2 separate regions of the Homo sapiens genome follow, and region 2 is linked to region 1. A link is a loop called in an ENCODE intact Hi-C map of the cell type or tissue named here. Cell type or tissue: OCI-LY7. All regions are shown on one strand. Links, peaks and the distances in the headings refer to the core of each region. The heading gives the core; the rest is flanking DNA.

Region 1 (8,334 bases), core at 281-8,280:
GTCAATGGCAATTGCAGAGCATCTGGCGCTCCAGGGCTCCTCTCAGCCATGCTCTCATCGGTGGACCCTGCAGGGAGTCACTTGGGCCACAGGCACCCATTGCACAATGGGACAATGACGCCCCACAAGGTGAACGGGCTTGCCCAAGGTCATACGGTTACTAACTGTCAGAGTCAAAACATGGTCAGACATCTGACTCTAATACCCTAAGTCCAGGAATCCCCTCTCACTGCCCGGGTGGTTCTAGATACTATTAACTGGTCAGCTTAGGGGTCTTCACAGATTGTGGCCCCACCCCCAACACACATGCCATCAACAAGTTCTGCTCAAGTCCTTCCTCCCAGGAACTCGTTCATCGCTGGACTTTGTCCCAGGTCTCTGAATGGCAGTTAAGACCCCTTGTCACTGAGAGGCATGAGGGACAAAAGTGCCTGGCTGGCCACGCGTGGTGGCTCACACCTGTAATCCTAGCACTTTGGGAGGACCGAAGCAGGCGAATCACTTGAGGTCAGGAGTTTAAGACCAGCCTGGCCAACATGGTGAAACCCTGTCTCTACTAAAAATACAAAAATTAGCCAGGCATGGTGGTGGGTGCCTATAATCCCAGCTACTCAGGAGGCTGAGGCAGGAGAATCGCTTGAACCCGGGAGGCTGAGGTTGCAGTGAGCCAAGATCGCGCCATTGCACTCCTCTCCAAAAAAAAAAAAAAAAAAAAAAAAAAAAAGCTTACGAAGCAGGTGATCACCGACCTCACCAGCACCAGCAGTTTTCCAGAGAATAGGTCATTGTGAACATACTCAGATTCCAGCCAGGTCAGGAAGCCGGGTGGGCATGTGATGGGGAGAACTGAGAAGGAGGCCAGGCGACAATGAGAGAGTTGAGGCAGGGAGAGCCAAAGGGGACCCAGGCAGGAAGATGGGGGGCCAACAAGACAAGTTCAGCCCATCCCACGTGCTGGGTCCCTCACAGATGTACTCCTAATGCTCTTCACAGAGGGGAAGAGAAGATGGAGGAAGGGCAGAAACTTGCCAGTCTCTTAGAATCTATTATCTTCCCCACACTCCCTGCCCTAGGAGACAGAGCTGGTCCAGTGAGAATAGAGATCCCATTTCAGAGGACTCCAGGAGATAGGGTGGGAATAAATGAAGTGGTGTTGCAGAACAGTCCCTAAAATAAATAAATTAAAATCAGAGGAATTAAAGATGGCCAGTTTCAATTCTCTCCAAGCCACCAGCACGTGTTCAATGAATTGAACTCTCACTTCTAGCCCTTTCAAAGGAGGCTATTTCTCATTTTCTTATTTCCTAGTCAGTGATGTGGGAGTCTAATCACTGTTCTCTCAACTTCTCTATATCATCTGGGCAGGGAGGAAGATACTAATACTTAGAAATCATTTACATTTTTACTTTACAGCCAGGTCTTGCTCAACCTTGTGGGGTCAGGAAATGCAATCCTACATGTGTCCAGGGGTATTGAAGTAGAAAGATCCCTATTGACGCAATAGGGAATGATTCATCTGATGGGAGACTGGGGAGAAGGAACGTGCAAGGTGGATTGGCCCCTGAGACTACCCCCTGGGAGAGACCTGCTGTTGTCCAGTTCTGCTTGTTTCTGGATGCTAAGTGTGGAGAAGGAGGTCTTGGAGGCCCAGTTATGACCACACTTCCAAGCCACATTCTCCATGACTGTAGCCAGGAATCCCCTCTCACTGCACAGATGGTTCTAGATAGTATTAACTGGTATTGATAGTATTAATGGTAAAGTTGATACTTTGAACTCCATCTGCCCCATTCCTATGTAATTGTTTAGTTGGTCCCTAATCAGCTGGGGGACGGGGAGGCGAGTCAGAGTATGATTAATTATCACCCCAAACACTAAAATAAATAAAATTCACTCTCTTGTTTCCTCGTCCACTCAAGGTAAGACAGGAACAAACAAAACTTGAAGAAATGTCCTGTACTGATAAATACGGGTGGGAGATAGGAAAGGGAGAGAGACAGGATGGGAATAGAAAGATGCAGACTGATGTTGGATGGGAAGGGATGGGGTGGGGGAATCAGGCCAAATGGCAGAGGCTCCTCCGTGCAAAGCTAGATTCTCATCCCAGCACACACCCTCACAGCCCATGTCGCTGGCCAGACTGGCTACAACCAGGCAGCCCCTTCCCCGATTGCTCGGCAGGTGCCAGAGCCAGGAGAGAGGGAAGGAAGTGGATGGCTCTTCAGGAGGCTGGCATAGGTCCCAAGCAATCTGTTCCCAACTTCCTCCTGCGTGGGTGGTGGCAGCACGTCCCCAGCTGGCCCCCGCGCCTCTCACCAGCCATCAACGCACCCTCACTCTCTCCTTGTGTGTGTTGTCAAATCTTCCCAATATAGCAGCCTGGAGTCTGTCAACAGTTCTGTTCCGTGCTCACTTTCCCTCATCAAAGGATGCCAAGTCTGCTGCCCCCTCCCCAGTGGGTGCATCTCTCCTCGTGCCTCAACCTCAGCACCGGCAAGTGGAGACCCCTGCCATCTCCTGGGAAGAAGTTTGCTTGGAGAAGCCCTTCCAGCTTCCATGGTCTGGCTTACCTGGCACAGGATGGGACCTGTGCCAGGGTGTATTTGAGTGATATTAAGGAAGAGGAATCCAGGAGACTTGATGATTAACTGGATTTAGGGCAGACGGGGAGTGGAGCTTGAGGGCAATGCTCAGATTTCTGACTTGAATGATTTGGGGGAGATGCCTTTCACAGAGAGGGCAGACCCCAGAGAAGGGGCAGTTTGGGGGAATGGAGGAAGAGTGGACAGGTTGAGAGGTAGGGAGTGTGAGCTGCCTGCGGGCTTTCTAATGGGGATGTTCCAGATGCAGATGTAGATTGGAGCTCAGGAGATAGACCTGGGTGTGCAGAAGGTGCCCAAAGGCAGGATGCAATCATCCGCAGGAAAAGTCAATACACACCCATTTGCTCCAAGGGCATTCAGCAATGGGGAATTCTCAGTGTGGCAGCCCCAGGGACTCACTTTACAGAGCTCCCCTGCGCACCCTGCAGTGTGCTGCAAGGCCTGGACCCGGGTGCCGCCTGCTGGATGACCTCCATCCCCAGATGTCTATGCTTGTGTCCCAGCAGCTGCCTTCTTTTTTTTCCTGTTCCAGCTGCCTCTGTTCCACCCTCCAGAGAACAAAGAGTGGCCTGGTTTGGGCACCAGGAAACCTGAGTCCCAGTCCTAACTCTGCTGACTGACTTTGGGATTTCTAAACAAGTCTTTGTCTCTCTCTCTCTCTCTCTCTCAGTCTCCTCAACAGTAAAATGGAACCAAAGGCTGGTAGGGTCAAACAAGGTGGTGCATTTGAATGCTTTACACATGTAAGGAATCTGGGTAAAAGCTGCCCGAAGTTCTGGCCAGGTCCCTCAGTCCTGTCTCCCCACGCCTCCCCAACCACCAGACTCGTAGCAGATCCTGCACCCAGATGTGTGTGGCACCACTCTCCCCATCCTTTGTTGCCTCCTCCTCTGGGGGCTCCAGGACACTACTCGGATCTCCTAAAATCTCCACAGATCCCCCCCCCCGACCCCGTCATCTTTGACTCACCAGATAACCCGGCAGGTCAGAAGACACCACTAATAATGTTCAGGTGGTGACATTTATTGCAATGCTAAGCAGCCCCTGCTTAGCTTTCAGGGCTATCAGGAAATGTCAGGCACACAGTGAATCGCTCTATACAATGCATCTTGCAGAACATTTGCAACAATCTCTTATTTGCTGATCCTAATTGAGGCCTCGCTGAGGTGCTCAGACCCCTCCTCTCCTCTCCTGCCCTTCAGCTCAGGCACTCTCTCATGATGACCCCTTCCTTGAATCCACTTTCACCAAGGCAACCGGCAGAGAGGTGAATTTAAGATGGAGAGGCACAGCCAGACGCGGTGGCTCATGCCTGTAATCCCAGCATTTTGGGAGGCCGAGACGGGCAGATCACCTGAGGTCAGGAGAAACGCCTGGCCAACATGGTGAAATCCTGTCTCCACTAAAAATCCAAAAATTAGCCGGGCGTGGAGGCGCGCGCCTGTCATCCCAGCTACTCAGGAGGCTGAGGCAGGAGAATCGCTTGAACCCGGGAGGCAGAAGTTGCAGTGAGCCGAGATGGCACCACTGCACTCCAGCCTGGGTGACAGAGAGAGACTCCGTCTCAAAAAACAAACAAACAAAAAAAGATGGAGAGACACGCTGCGGTCCTCCTAGGACACTGTCCCTTCATTTCAGGAAGAGTAGGGGTGGGTGAAGTTGCCACCCTGATTTCTGAAAGTCAGTTCACAAATCAGAGACATAGGCTGGTGCCGTTGTGCCGAAGGGAAGGTGTTGGACACCGCCGCAGGCTGTGTTGATGTGAATGGCGCCCATCTATTCCTCCACAGAGAGAGCCCTTCACCTGGAGAGTGCTCCGGATGCAGCCCTGGCTGCCAGTCAGAGGACGCCACCCCCAGCCACAGGGGAGAGCATGACTGCACTACGCTGAGACTATGGAAGGTCCTCCCCTGAGGTTTGTCCCATCAGAACTGAGGGAAAACAACAGATCACAGAACATCTGAGCCAAAAGTTGCTGGTGGCAGTGGTTCCGGTCCCTGGAAGGAACAAATCTGCAGGCGGAAAGGATAAATCCAACACGGAGAGAGGAGGGAGATGGTCCTGATAGCATTGGAGTTCCTGGTTGCAACTGTCCCTGAAACCCGGGCTCCGTGAGCCATAGTCTTCTTTTTGCCTTGTCTGGTTCAAATTGAGTCTGTCACTTGGAACCACCATGTTGTCACACTGTTACCGACATGTTCTCTCCACTGGCCTTCTGGAAGCAGTTCCCACGTCTTTGCTGTCTAATCCAGGCCAGTCCAGAAAGTGTGGCCTGGAGATCTGGGGCAGAGCAGACCCAGTGGCCACGCGTTCCACCCAGGGCCTCTCACTGCAGCTGCAGCACCACCCGCCCTCTTTGCCAGCACCTCGTGATTCCTGCTCTGCTGCCCTCTGCTGCCCCCAACTGGCCACAGGCATCGCTGCGCTCAACTCCTCCCGCCCCTCATGGGTTGGGGCCTTTTATCACAGGGACTCGAATCAGGAAGCAGAAGAAGCCGCAGGTCCGAAGAGTAGCAGCCTCTCCCAACTCCAGTCCCAGGTAAAAAAATGTATCTCCGGAAATGGGAACTCGAGAAAATCTTTACTATTACATGTGGGTTAAAAACACTCTTGTCTTCCCTAGGGGTGCGAATACTCATAATGTACAATGGGAGTTGCTGCTGCAGATATTTTCTTCCAAGTGTGGACTCTAGGCAGGGTTCCCAGGAGGCTGGAGCAGTGGGAGAGAAAGACGGAGACCGGAGGAGAGAGCCTGGAGAGTTTAATAGAGAAACTAAGTCAATAAAACAAGAGGAACTATGGGGACAGCATAGTAATTCGGGATGTAAAAGAGCCGACGAAGAAGTAGGATTGAGCCCCAAAGAGCAGCGCAGCCTCTCTGGGCTCATATTTTCCATAAATACTATGCGAGGAAAGAACCATTTATGTGTTTATAGTTTCCAGGATACTTTAGCACATAATAGTGCATTTGATTTCACACCACCTGAGACAGTTGGGATGTGTGTTCCCTCCAAATCTCATGTGGAAATGTGACTCCCAATGCTGGAGGTGGGGGCCTAGTGGGAGATGTTTGAGTCACGGGGGTAGATTCCTCATGAGTGGCCTGGCGCCCTCCCACACTAACGAGTGAGTTCTCACTCTGTTAGTTATCGCGAGATCTGATTGTTAAGAAGAGCCTGGCACCTCCTCCTCTTTCTCTTGCACCCTCCCTGGCCAGCCAACGCACTTGCTCCGCCTTCACCTTCTGCCATGAGTAAAAGCTTCCTGAGGCCTCACCAGAAGATGATGCGGGCGCCATGATTGTACAGAGTGCAGAACCATGAGCCAAACAAACCTCTTTGCTCTATAAATTATCCCGTCTTGGGTATTCCTTTATAGTGACACAAAACGGACAAACGCACCTTCCAATATGGTAATACTGTTGTATTGACACTTTTTTTTTCTCTCACAAGGAAATAGATATTATGAGAGATTTAGTGGCTTGGCTGAGGCGTATTTTTTACAAACAGCGGAGCCTAAACTCAAGCCCAAGTCCAACTCCAAGTCAGGGGCTCTCTGCCTCCACGTGGGTGAGGCTGTATTGTACGTTGATCTAGCCATGCAGGCTACAGTCACACCACCTGAATGTGCCTGATCTCATCTGATCTAACCATACAAAGTGAAAGCACGGGCTTCTCCAGCGTCAGGGAACCAGGGTGCAAAATTTGGCCCTCCTATTTGCAAGCTGTGTGCCTTTGGACAAATTACTTAACTACTCTGAGTCTCCCACATGGGTGTGTCTCATGGGGTTGTTTTAAAAAGCAAACATTAGTATATGTGCATCACCTGAGCCAGGGCATGACACATAATAGGTACAATTATGATGGTCACAAGACTTACCACGTGCATATTTCCCAATGCAATTCTCCCATAATGTTTAGTCTGATTTTGTGTTTTCCTAGTAAATTCAAATTCAGCCCCATTTCATTATTTCAACTGTAGAAGAGAAGACCCCATGGACACCTCATCACCAAAGCAAGTTAGTTGCTTTAATCCTTATTCTACGAATGGGAAACTGAAGCTCAGAGAAGGTAAGTCAATTCTTCGAGGTCACGCAGATAATACATGGTAGAACCAGGATATGAACCCAGGTTTTTCTGACTTTGAAGCCCCCACTCTTTCCAAATCCCTGTGGTCTGTGGCAATGGGAAGCATTACGGAGGAAAGTAAGGAAACAGGGACCAGTTTGGATGCTGTTGCAGTGGTCCAGATGAGAGATGACAGTGGCATGATAGCAAAGATGGCCAGAAAGGGGTAGATTGAGGCTATGTTTAGGAATACAGCTTGCAGGCCTGACTGATGGATTAACCTGCTGAAGGGTTTTTGGCTTGAGCGACTAAGTGAGTAATGATGCCGTTTTCTGAAATGGAAAGACCAGAGAAGAAACACATTTCAGGGAGGGGATAATCAAAGATCCTGCTTTGGTCTTGTTAAGTTCAGGTGCCTATTAGTCACCCAAGTAGAGCTTTTGGATCGATAGCTGGGTAAATGCATCTGGATCTCAGTGGCGAGGGCAAGACAGGCGATATCCACAGAGAGATGACAGGTAAAGCCAGTGGATTCCATGATATCACTTGAGAGGGAATGAATACAGAAAAAAGGTCAGGGACTGAGCCCCTGGGCCCTCCAACATTTGGAGATCCAAGGTCGGGGGGGTACCAGTGAGCTGGAATGTGGTATCCTAGAGGCCCAGAGGAGTCAATATGTCAGGAAGGAAAGAGTGGACAGCTCTGTTCAATGTCCATTAGAGGCTCTGTGAGGGGAGGACCTAGAAGTGGCCAGTGGAGTCTGGCCTATGACCTTCATTAAGGCAGATACTATGTGCAGCACCCACTGAGCCTCACCTCATCCCCATTTTCACCCCATTCTTTGACCTTTTATGTACTCTTTGAGGCTAGGCCATCCCTCTTGCTACTGTTTTTAAGACTGAAAAAACATTTCCATTTTAACTCTCCTTCATGCCCTTATTCAGCAAATAAACATTATGCAAATAAACATGCAGGTCCTATATCGGTCACTGGGGACACGGCCATAAGATGTGGCCTTGACCTTGACACTGGGAACTTTAAAGGGAGAACAGATATGTCAGCAGTTCCTTACAGTAGATTCTGGTCATGTTCTGGTAGAAAAACCTCCTGGCGACTCTGGGAACACAGAGGAAGGCCAGGGAGAGCTTCACAGAGGAGGTGATACTTGGTCTTGGCCTTGAGGGATGAATAGGAGTTCAGCCAGCGGGCAACAGGGTTCCCTTTGCCCTGACAGAGGGAATGGAGGCACAAGAGAGCACAGTAATTGGGAAACTGTGCTTCATTGGGCAGCTGGAGCAAAGAGTAAATGTAAAGGGCATGGAATGGTGCAGGGCCCAAGTCTTTAGGGACCTTAAGCATGAGGCTAAAAAACTTGGACTTTGTAGGCCAACATTTCCTCCAAAATTACCTCTAACCTTAAATCCCAAGTTTCCTATGCGAAATCAATAAATCCCAGGGTGAAATACACAGGGCCTGCTGCAGAGGAGACCCTTCCTCCTGGAGACGCACTGTGTTCATTAGCATTTAAAAGGCCAGACAAACACTACAGGAGAAAGAAAAGAAAAGAAAAGAAGAGAAGAGGAAAAGAAAAGACAAGACAAGAGACAAAGAGGGAAAGAAGGAAGGAAGGAAGGGAGGGAGGGAGGGAGGGAAGGAAGGAAAAA
Region 2 (8,334 bases), core at 124-8,123, 96 kb after region 1:
ACAGGTAGCAGGCGGGCAGCCTCTGGGGCCAGTGGGCAATGGGGAAAACCTCGTACTTTTATTCTCTGCGTGCCCCAGTGGTGTCCTCCGTGGGTCTCCTCGCTGCTCCCTCTGCTGGGGGCACGTATCTTGCCTTTCCCTTGTTCTCTCTCCCTCTGCACGTAGGTGTGTGTCATTGATCAACTTTATGTCTCTCTCTCACTCACTAGTTCTCTGTCAGTGTGTGTGTCCATGTCTCACACACAAACATGACCCACAGACTATTGATCTCTTTGTCCTACTCACACTCCTTGTAAAACACCCTGTCACACACATTTGATTGGGCCTCCGTTACTGTCTCTTTCTGTCCCTGGCCCCTTCATCCTCCTTCCCCTCCCAGTGCTGGCAAGGGCAGGAGCCTCTCCTAACAGCGGCATGAAAGGGTTTTGGATGGGTAGAAACAGAACCTGAAGGACACGCACAGGATTTTTTAAAAGCAGAGTGTTATCAGATATAGGAGTGTTTTATGAAACCCCAGGACAGGACCAGAACCCGGCCTCAAAAGGACTGCAAAACTGATGGGAGCCCTGACCTTCTCCCTCTGTCTTCTTTCTATCTCCCCTTCCTTCTCTTTCAGCTTCTACATGCACAGGTCTAACCAAAGATGGCTGCCTCCACTCCTGAGCTTAGAGTGCCTCAGTTCAAAGAGCACCCCAGACTGACCAGTATCAATCATTTCCAAGACTGGGAGAGAAATCTGAGTGACCACACTTGAGTCAGTTGTCCAAGCTGGTCCAATCAGTGATGAATGGCCGTGGAGGCGGAGTCACACAGAAACCCACCCTTCGGGTATGCCTGGCAGTTCTCAGACAAACGAGTCTAAAGGACAAAGGTCAGCATCGGGCTGGTGAGTGAGGCGCCCCGAGCCAGCCAGGTGTGGTGTCCTGCTGGACTCAGATGTGCAGGCCTGGAACTCAAGAATGCAGCTGATGGTGGGTCAGTCTGTGTCAGAGTCATCGTAAGGTGAGTGATGCCAAAGCTACAGGAACCGTGGGATCACCAGGGCTGAGGATGGGACCTGGGGGAGCGCACCTTATGAGCCCCATCCCCAAGAGCACCCTTAGTTCCTCATTAGACTCGTACCCTCCACAGCTTAGAGAAGCCTTGGATGCTGTCCCCCACAGCCCCATTCTCACCTGGCTGCCTCCATCCTAGAATTTGGCGCCCACCATCCCATACCCTGCCCGTAACAGCATCTCTTCCCCATTGAAGACTGCGGTCCACAGAGTCTTCTGGCTTCATTCAGCCCCTCGTCTCCACCTACCCCAGCCCCACCCTCCTGCATATCACCATCTAAGAAATCTCCCAGATTGGGGACCACAGATAACTGGGTTGAAACAGTCACTCATGCCCTCCCAGGCAGGTGATCCTGTTAATGGGATCTAGAGCCCCAGACCATGGCGAGAATGAGAAGAAAGGCTTCTCGCATTCAGAGGTCCGATCACTGAATGTCCTTCCCTTAGATGAAACAAAACGGTGAGAGACTCAGGGTCCTGCTTACAGCTAGGAGCACAAGCACATTGGTTCAGGCCCCTCCACCATACATGCTTCAAGACAGACAAAGACCTCTCAGCCTCAGAATCCCTAAAAGCAAGCTGACTGACAGAAAACTTTCAATGTATCCCTGAGAGCACTTACTTTAAAACACATGCTTTCGCCAGCATTGGGTTAAGAACTGTGTTCACTGGTTTGCCATGAATCATTCTGGCAACTGATAATAATAATTATTATAACTGATATTTAATGAGCACTTACTATGTACCAGGCACTGTGCTAAGCACTCTGCAAGCATTATCTTACTGAATGCTCACAGCTGCCCTGTGGGTAGGTTTTGTTATACACATTTTTTGATAAGAAAACAAAATCAAAGGTTAGGTAACTTGCCTAAGGACTGCCAGGATTCAAGTAGAAAATCTGTCCAAATTGAAAGGCAAAACCCTGGACCAGGACATGCATAAGTGGCTGAGATAATAGTTAGGGACAACTACACATTACTGAATAACCCACCCTCTGTTGCCAGCAGCTGACAACTATAGGTACTGAAAAGACAGAAGCTACCCAATCCCTACAAGAACAGACAAGTTCCAAGATTAATCCAGAGCCTGCCCTTACCTATTCAATGATTCTACACAATCTTCTTCCCTGCTTTACACTTTTTGTTTCCAACTGAACTATAAGCCCCTAGAGGGCAGGACCTGTGTTCTTTTTCACCCACATTCCCAAGGCTGCACAAAGAATTTAATACAGACTTTCTGCATGGTTTTCTACTGGTCGGTTAGGTGGGTGATGGGTTGGTTGCTTGGATGGTTGGATGGACCAATTAGTCAATATTGGTTAGCTAGTTGGATGCTGTCAGAGTGTGGGGTGAGGTAGGGGTTTTCCCTGAGTGGCAAACCTACCATGTAAAACCCAGTGGGGGTTCTCTTTGGTTTCTAAAAAAAACTCTCCCAGGGAATAAAGAACCCTTCAAATGCTTCTCCCTTCCCTTTTTCCCTCCCTCTGCCCAGCGAAGCCAGAGCTTGTGAGGACCAAGGAGGTGCTCCTTTCCCATCATCAGCCCCAATGAGGAGGACCCAGTCCCTGGGAGGAGCATTGAATAGCCCATTATGGTCACCCTTGGGAAGTACACAGGTAACTGCCATCCTTGGTTGATTGTGTAGGTCATTGGATGGGTACCTAAAGGCTAGGATGCTGCAGTGTGGAGAATAAGGAGCCCAGTGCTTCAGAGCAGCTCATTTCATCCTGCCCAGGAAAAAGGTCATGTGCTCCGATATGAGTAATTAATTTTCTCCGAGCCACGTTGAAAAGGTTAACCTGATTTATAGGACGCAATTGAGTGTAGAATGGGTTGTGTATCTTGTAAAAGGCCCGTTCCAGCATCTGAGTCTACAGACTCACCCGTGGCTGGGCATCAGCTGGGAGCTGGCCCTACCTTTTATTCCTTTATGTAGAATCCAGGTGAAAACCCAAAGAGATCCCCACTGACCAGGAAGTTGCTTCCTGAGCTCCAAATCCTAGGGGTCATTGGAGCATGCCGAGGAGGGTGTCTCCTGCTCCTGTCACAACCCCCAACTCAACAGCAGCCTCAGCCTTTATCTCCATACAATTCAGGGCCCAGGGAGAAATGCCCTGCGCTAAACTTAAGTTCTGAGTTCAAGGTCAGGCTCCTCCACTGACTCTCTGGGATTGGTACTGGGCTATACACTTTCCCCATCTCTAAAATGGGATGAAGAATCCTTGCCCTGTCTCCTTCCCTCTCATCAATTATTAGCTGTGTGAGCTTGGGCAAATTACCTAACCTTTCTGTGCCTCAGTTTTCTCATCTGTAAAATGGTAATAATAATAGTAACTATGTCATAGGATGGTTACGAGGATTACATGAATTAATATTTGTAAAGAACTTAGAACAGTGGCTAGGCCACACGATATGGTGCATAAGGGTTTGTTAAATAAATTAATAAAATCTGGATGTCCTCAGCAGGGTGTCAAGCAAAGCCAGCACCTGGTCAGCACTGTCACCTGAGGCTTGGCTCCTGGTTGAGGTAGACACCAATGGTCCTAGGGCTCCAAGAATATATTGAACAGATGGGGAATGGGGGTGTTATGGCCAGAAGTTTTTTCTTTCCTGTATCTATTCTTCATCCATGGTTAAGCTCTGCTCCCCAGAGCCGGCCAGGACTCCACCCATCAAGCCCACAGATGCTAGTCTAGCACCACCTAGTGGAAAGACTGCAGTCCGCATGTGGGTGGCTTCCAGGCCCCTCCTGGCAGAGGGAAGGAGAGTGAAGTTGCTTGGACTTACCCACCAGTCAGGCACTAAAGGAAGGAAAAAAGAAAAACACTCTGCCAGAAACCTCCCTGAGAAACTGACCCAGCTGAGAGCTCTTCACTTCGTGCCCCTGCAGTATATGGTGGTGTAGTATTTTGCAGAAGTTCGGTGTTATGCAGGTCGGCTGCATATATCACACATGCGCACGTCTATAGGATTACCAATTAAGTGAGTTAATATGAAGAACTTAGGCAAGTGCCTGGCACATAGAAAGCATTCAATAAATGTTTGTCCTCATTATGATTATGTGTATAATATGTGCATATACCTGTGCCTGAATATTCATGTAAATGTGGATGTATAGATTGTTTACATGCCTCTGTGTTTATGGATGGATGCGTGTGTGTATATATGTGTGTGTGTGTGTGTGTGTACCTAAGAATGCATATGTGCTTATGTCTGTATACATATTTATGTATGTAAATATAAGTATAGTGAGTGTGGTGTACATGTAAATGGAAGTATGTGAATGTCTGCATGTATATACACCTATGTACATGTGGATATCTTCGGGTATATTTGTGACTTTCACCGAATGGAATGCTTGCGCATTAGTTTTCTACTGCTGCATAGCAAATCAACGCGACTTAGCTGAAAACTACACCCAATTATTATCTTACAATTTCTGTGGGTTGGGAGTCCAGACACAGCCTAGCTGGTCCTCTGCTTAGGGTCTCACAGGCTACAGTTAAAGTGTTGGCCAGGATTACAATCAAATTTGAGGCCTGGGGTCCTCTTCCAAGCTCACGTGGTTGTTGGCAGATCATGTTTCCTTATAGCTGTAGCCCTCATGGCAGCTTTTTCAAGGGCAGCAGAAGACACTCTCTCTCTGACCTCCAGAGCCTCTTTTAACAGCTCATCTGATTAGGCCAGGCCCACCCAGGAGAATGTCCCTCTTGATTAATTCAAAGTCAAATGATCAGGAACTTCAATTTTATCTGAAAAATTCTTTGACCTTTGCCATAAAGCATAACCTAGTCACAAGAGTAATATCCCATCCTGTTCACAGGTCCCACCCACACTTAAGGGGAGATTATACAGGGCATGTACACAAGGGGGTAGGACTCTTGGGAACCATCTTAGAATTCTGCACTCCACAGTGTATTTTATATATATATATATACATATATCACACACACGTATGTCTGGGTCTATATGTACATGTGGTTGTATATTGGGGTGCATATATGCATGTGTGTATGTCCATGAGTGTGCTTTTCTGTGGGCTGTTTTCTTCCCAGTGGGATTGCAGGTTCCTTAAATAAAGATTGGGGCCCCTGAAGTCCAGAACTCCATCAGACCAAGGACTTTTTAATGTAAGGATTTCAGCTCTCCTGCCGATGGGCGTTTCCCAAGATGGGGTCCTGTACTCTCCACCACATGCCACATGCAGCATCTGGTCTGCATCTCAGAGGTGCTGAGTTATCATTGTACATGGCTCACATGTGCACATACACACATATGTGCATGTACACACGCATGAACACACACACACTGGTATGACTCACTCCAAGGCAAGATCAGCCTAACTAGGGACAGAGCTCACTCCTGCTCTTTAGAAGAAGCCACTCCCTGGCATCTCCCCGCCCCAACCTGTCATGAGATTACAAAGTCACTGCTCTCTCCAAAAGGAGGTCCGAAGGCTGAGACACCTCTGCCCCCAAGTTGGGCTGAGGTCCTGTTTGGGACCCAAATGGCCTTGCAATCAGGTAATGAGCTTACAGGCCTCATACCAACATTATCCAAATGGAATATTAGCCCAGGAGATGCTGAGGCCAAGATGAACTATGGCTAGAAAGTTGCCTATGGCCAAATAAGTCTGTGAAACCCTGCCTGCTTCAGCCCTCCTTGGAATTTTGCATTATAGATTAGCAGAGCAAAGGCTCTGAGAAGGCCTGCAAGAAAGTGGGGCAGGAATAACATTTAGCACAGATACAGATGGTAAACAGATGCCCACTATTACTAGCTCCAGGTCTGCAGTTGTTGCAGAGAAATTGGCCTCTCCAGACTGTTTTCCAGCCAAAAGTCTATGCCTCAATGGACAACAAAGTTAAGATGGCTCATGCCTTGAAGGTGGAGGGCAGGAGAATGTTCCAGCTCCTCGAGGGACAGACAGGAAGAGTGCAGCAGCTGAGCTGAACCAACAGAAATACTTCGAGCTAATTTCTTGTGTGCAGAGAATAAATCTGTGGGTGGAGCTGTGAGCCAGAGCTGGGGTGTGGGGTCAGGATGCAGAAACCACATCTGTGCATCTCCCCATCGCCCCGCATTTCATATTTACTTCTGTTGATGAGATTTCGTCATGCTCGATTACAATTCATAGACTCGTGTTTCCAGATTTTATGCATTAAAATGCTCTGATTTACAGAGTCACCCTAAGCCTGACGCCAGCCCCTCAAGGTGCTGTTGCTAAGCATGGGCACTGAGGCTTGTCCTGGGGTCACCCAGGGGCCTCATTTCTGGGTACAGTGGCCTCTAAAGAGCCTCAGGAGGCAATGCCTGAGAGAAGGCCTCCTGGTGTCTATGCAGGGAATGTAGCAGGGTGGGGACGGATACCAACATTCATGTCTGGCCCTTGCATGGGGCACAGGAGCAGCAGGACTGTGGGGGCGGCCTCTGGCAGCCATGGATAGGCCCACGCTGACCCTGCACCTCACCCTCCTCTCCTTCGAGCCCCTCCCCAACAAACCTCCACCAACAGAACCAGGAACCTTCCACAGTGGGGTGTGGGTCAGCTGGCCCAGGAATAGAAGCAGGTCTCTGAGCCCCCATTCATCACCCAGAAATGCTCCCATCCCCCACTGTGCAGCCCCATCTGGAGGGGATGTGAAAGAGCAGCCACTTACTGGGGTGGGCCAGCCTAGCTCAGCCAGCCCTGTGCCCAGGAATAGTGCACTGCTGCTTGGCCTTGTCTCTGCACATGCTCCACTCCCTAGTGGGTGGATGTGTGTGTATGTGTTTCACACATGCACACACACGTTTGTTTCTCTGTGTGGATGTGCCTCTCTGTGTGTCTGGTTGCATTTCTCGCTGTGCTGCCTCTGAGTCTGGGTTCACATGTCTGTGTTTCCTTGTGTGAATTGGGTTCTATGTCAGTGTGTGCCCACGTCTGTGTCTCTGCAGTTTCTCTCTCTGAGTGAGTCTTTGTCCCCTGTCAGTCGTGTGTCCCTGTGTCTTCCTGTGCATGTCACTGTACGCGCATATACACAGTGTGTGTCACTCTGTTCTGACCTATTTCTGGTTGTTCCTCTCTCCCCCTCCTTCCATCTGCTTCTCTGTCTCTGTGTTTCTCCATTTCTCTCTGTCCTTTGTCTATAGGTCTCTCTGCTTCTGCATCTCTTAGCTTTGGTTCGTGGTAAGAAACCCCTGTGCCTGCCCCATCTCTGCCTCCCTCTCCTGTGTAATGGGTCCTTGGGCCACCCGAGTTGCTACAGAAACTCCTTCTCCCACACACATTCCCACCTGTACTTGCCCATCTTCAACCACTCATCCTCCCTCCTTCCGACTCCTCTAAGAGAAGAGACATACAGTGAGTGATTTTCTCATTTATGGTTAAGGAGAATGTTGCTCCAAAGTGCACCGATGCTGCTTTCAAAACTCCAGCAATCTCTAGGTCCATGCAGCCAGCTGGTGCAATTCAGAATCATGTGGACTGGGCTGGGATATCAATCCTTGGGAGACCAAGGCCTAAGGCTCTGGGGTGTGTGTGTGTGTGTGTGTGTGTGTGTGTGTGTGTGTGTGTGTGTGTGTGTTTGAGTCATAGAATCTTTCTTTCTGTACCAGGGTATGAGAACCAGCAGGGCTAGTCAGAGCCATGGAACCTGGCCCCACTAGGGACCGGGGCAGGGCAAAGCCAGGCCCCACACAGCATTAGGCAAGTAATCAGCAGACTAACAATACAACAGTAATAACACAACTCCTTACAGAGCACCTCCACATGCCAGCACTGGACTCAGTGCTTTACAGACTGTTCCTCACTATATTCATCTATTGCTGTGTAACCATATCACTACAAACTCAGCAGCTTAAAACAACACACATTTATTCTCTCATGGGGTCTGTGGACCAGAAGTGTCACAAGGCTGCAGTAAAGATGCCAGCCAGGACTGGGCTCTCACCTGGAGGCTGACTGGGGACGGATCTACTCCCAGCCTCACATATTTGTTGGTTGAATCCAATTCCCTGAGGTTGCAGGACTGAGGGCTTTGATTTCTTGCTGGCTGGTGGCTAGAAGCTGCCCTCAGCTCTTTGCCACATGGGCCTCCCAACACAGACACTTGCTTTGTCAAAGCTAACAAAGGAAAGAGTCTCAGGGCAAGATGGCATTACCGCCTTGTGATGTTAAATACAATCACGGAAGTGATGGCCTATCCATTTCACATATTCTCTAGGTTAGAAGCAAGTCATAGATCCAGCTCATGCTCGAGAGTGGGGATTACAGTGAGGGCATGAACACCAAAAGGCAG

The links. Hi-C counts contacts between places; a loop is a spot of excess contacts. Peaks named below come from ENCODE experiments on the same cell type or tissue, not always from the same donor. Only the 100,000 strongest peaks of a DNase experiment are listed, where the experiment ranks them.
Region 2: it touches region 1 in a loop (2.0-fold over the local background); 2 of 110 quality-filtered maps call a loop at or near these places.

What each region holds. Positions count from the first base shown.
Region 1 is chr1:36,700,555-36,708,888 of GRCh38, reverse strand. It overlaps LOC107984941 (a long non-coding RNA gene), which reads left to right and starts at 6,568. Exons shown (of 3, transcript XR_001737977.2): 1 at 6,568-6,673. RefSeq lists an enhancer at 4,991-5,080. In OCI-LY7, for the core only: CTCF peaks have their summits at 3,093 (motif pointing left), 4,831 and 5,033 (motif pointing left); a DNase peak (open chromatin) is centred at 4,998.
Region 2 is chr1:36,604,865-36,613,198 of GRCh38, reverse strand. No RefSeq gene overlaps it. Among named protein-coding and RNA genes, the nearest start is that of CSF3R, 130 kb to the right of the region's middle. In OCI-LY7, for the core only: CTCF peaks have their summits at 131 (motif pointing left), 3,539 and 3,760 (motif pointing left); a DNase peak (open chromatin) is centred at 3,738.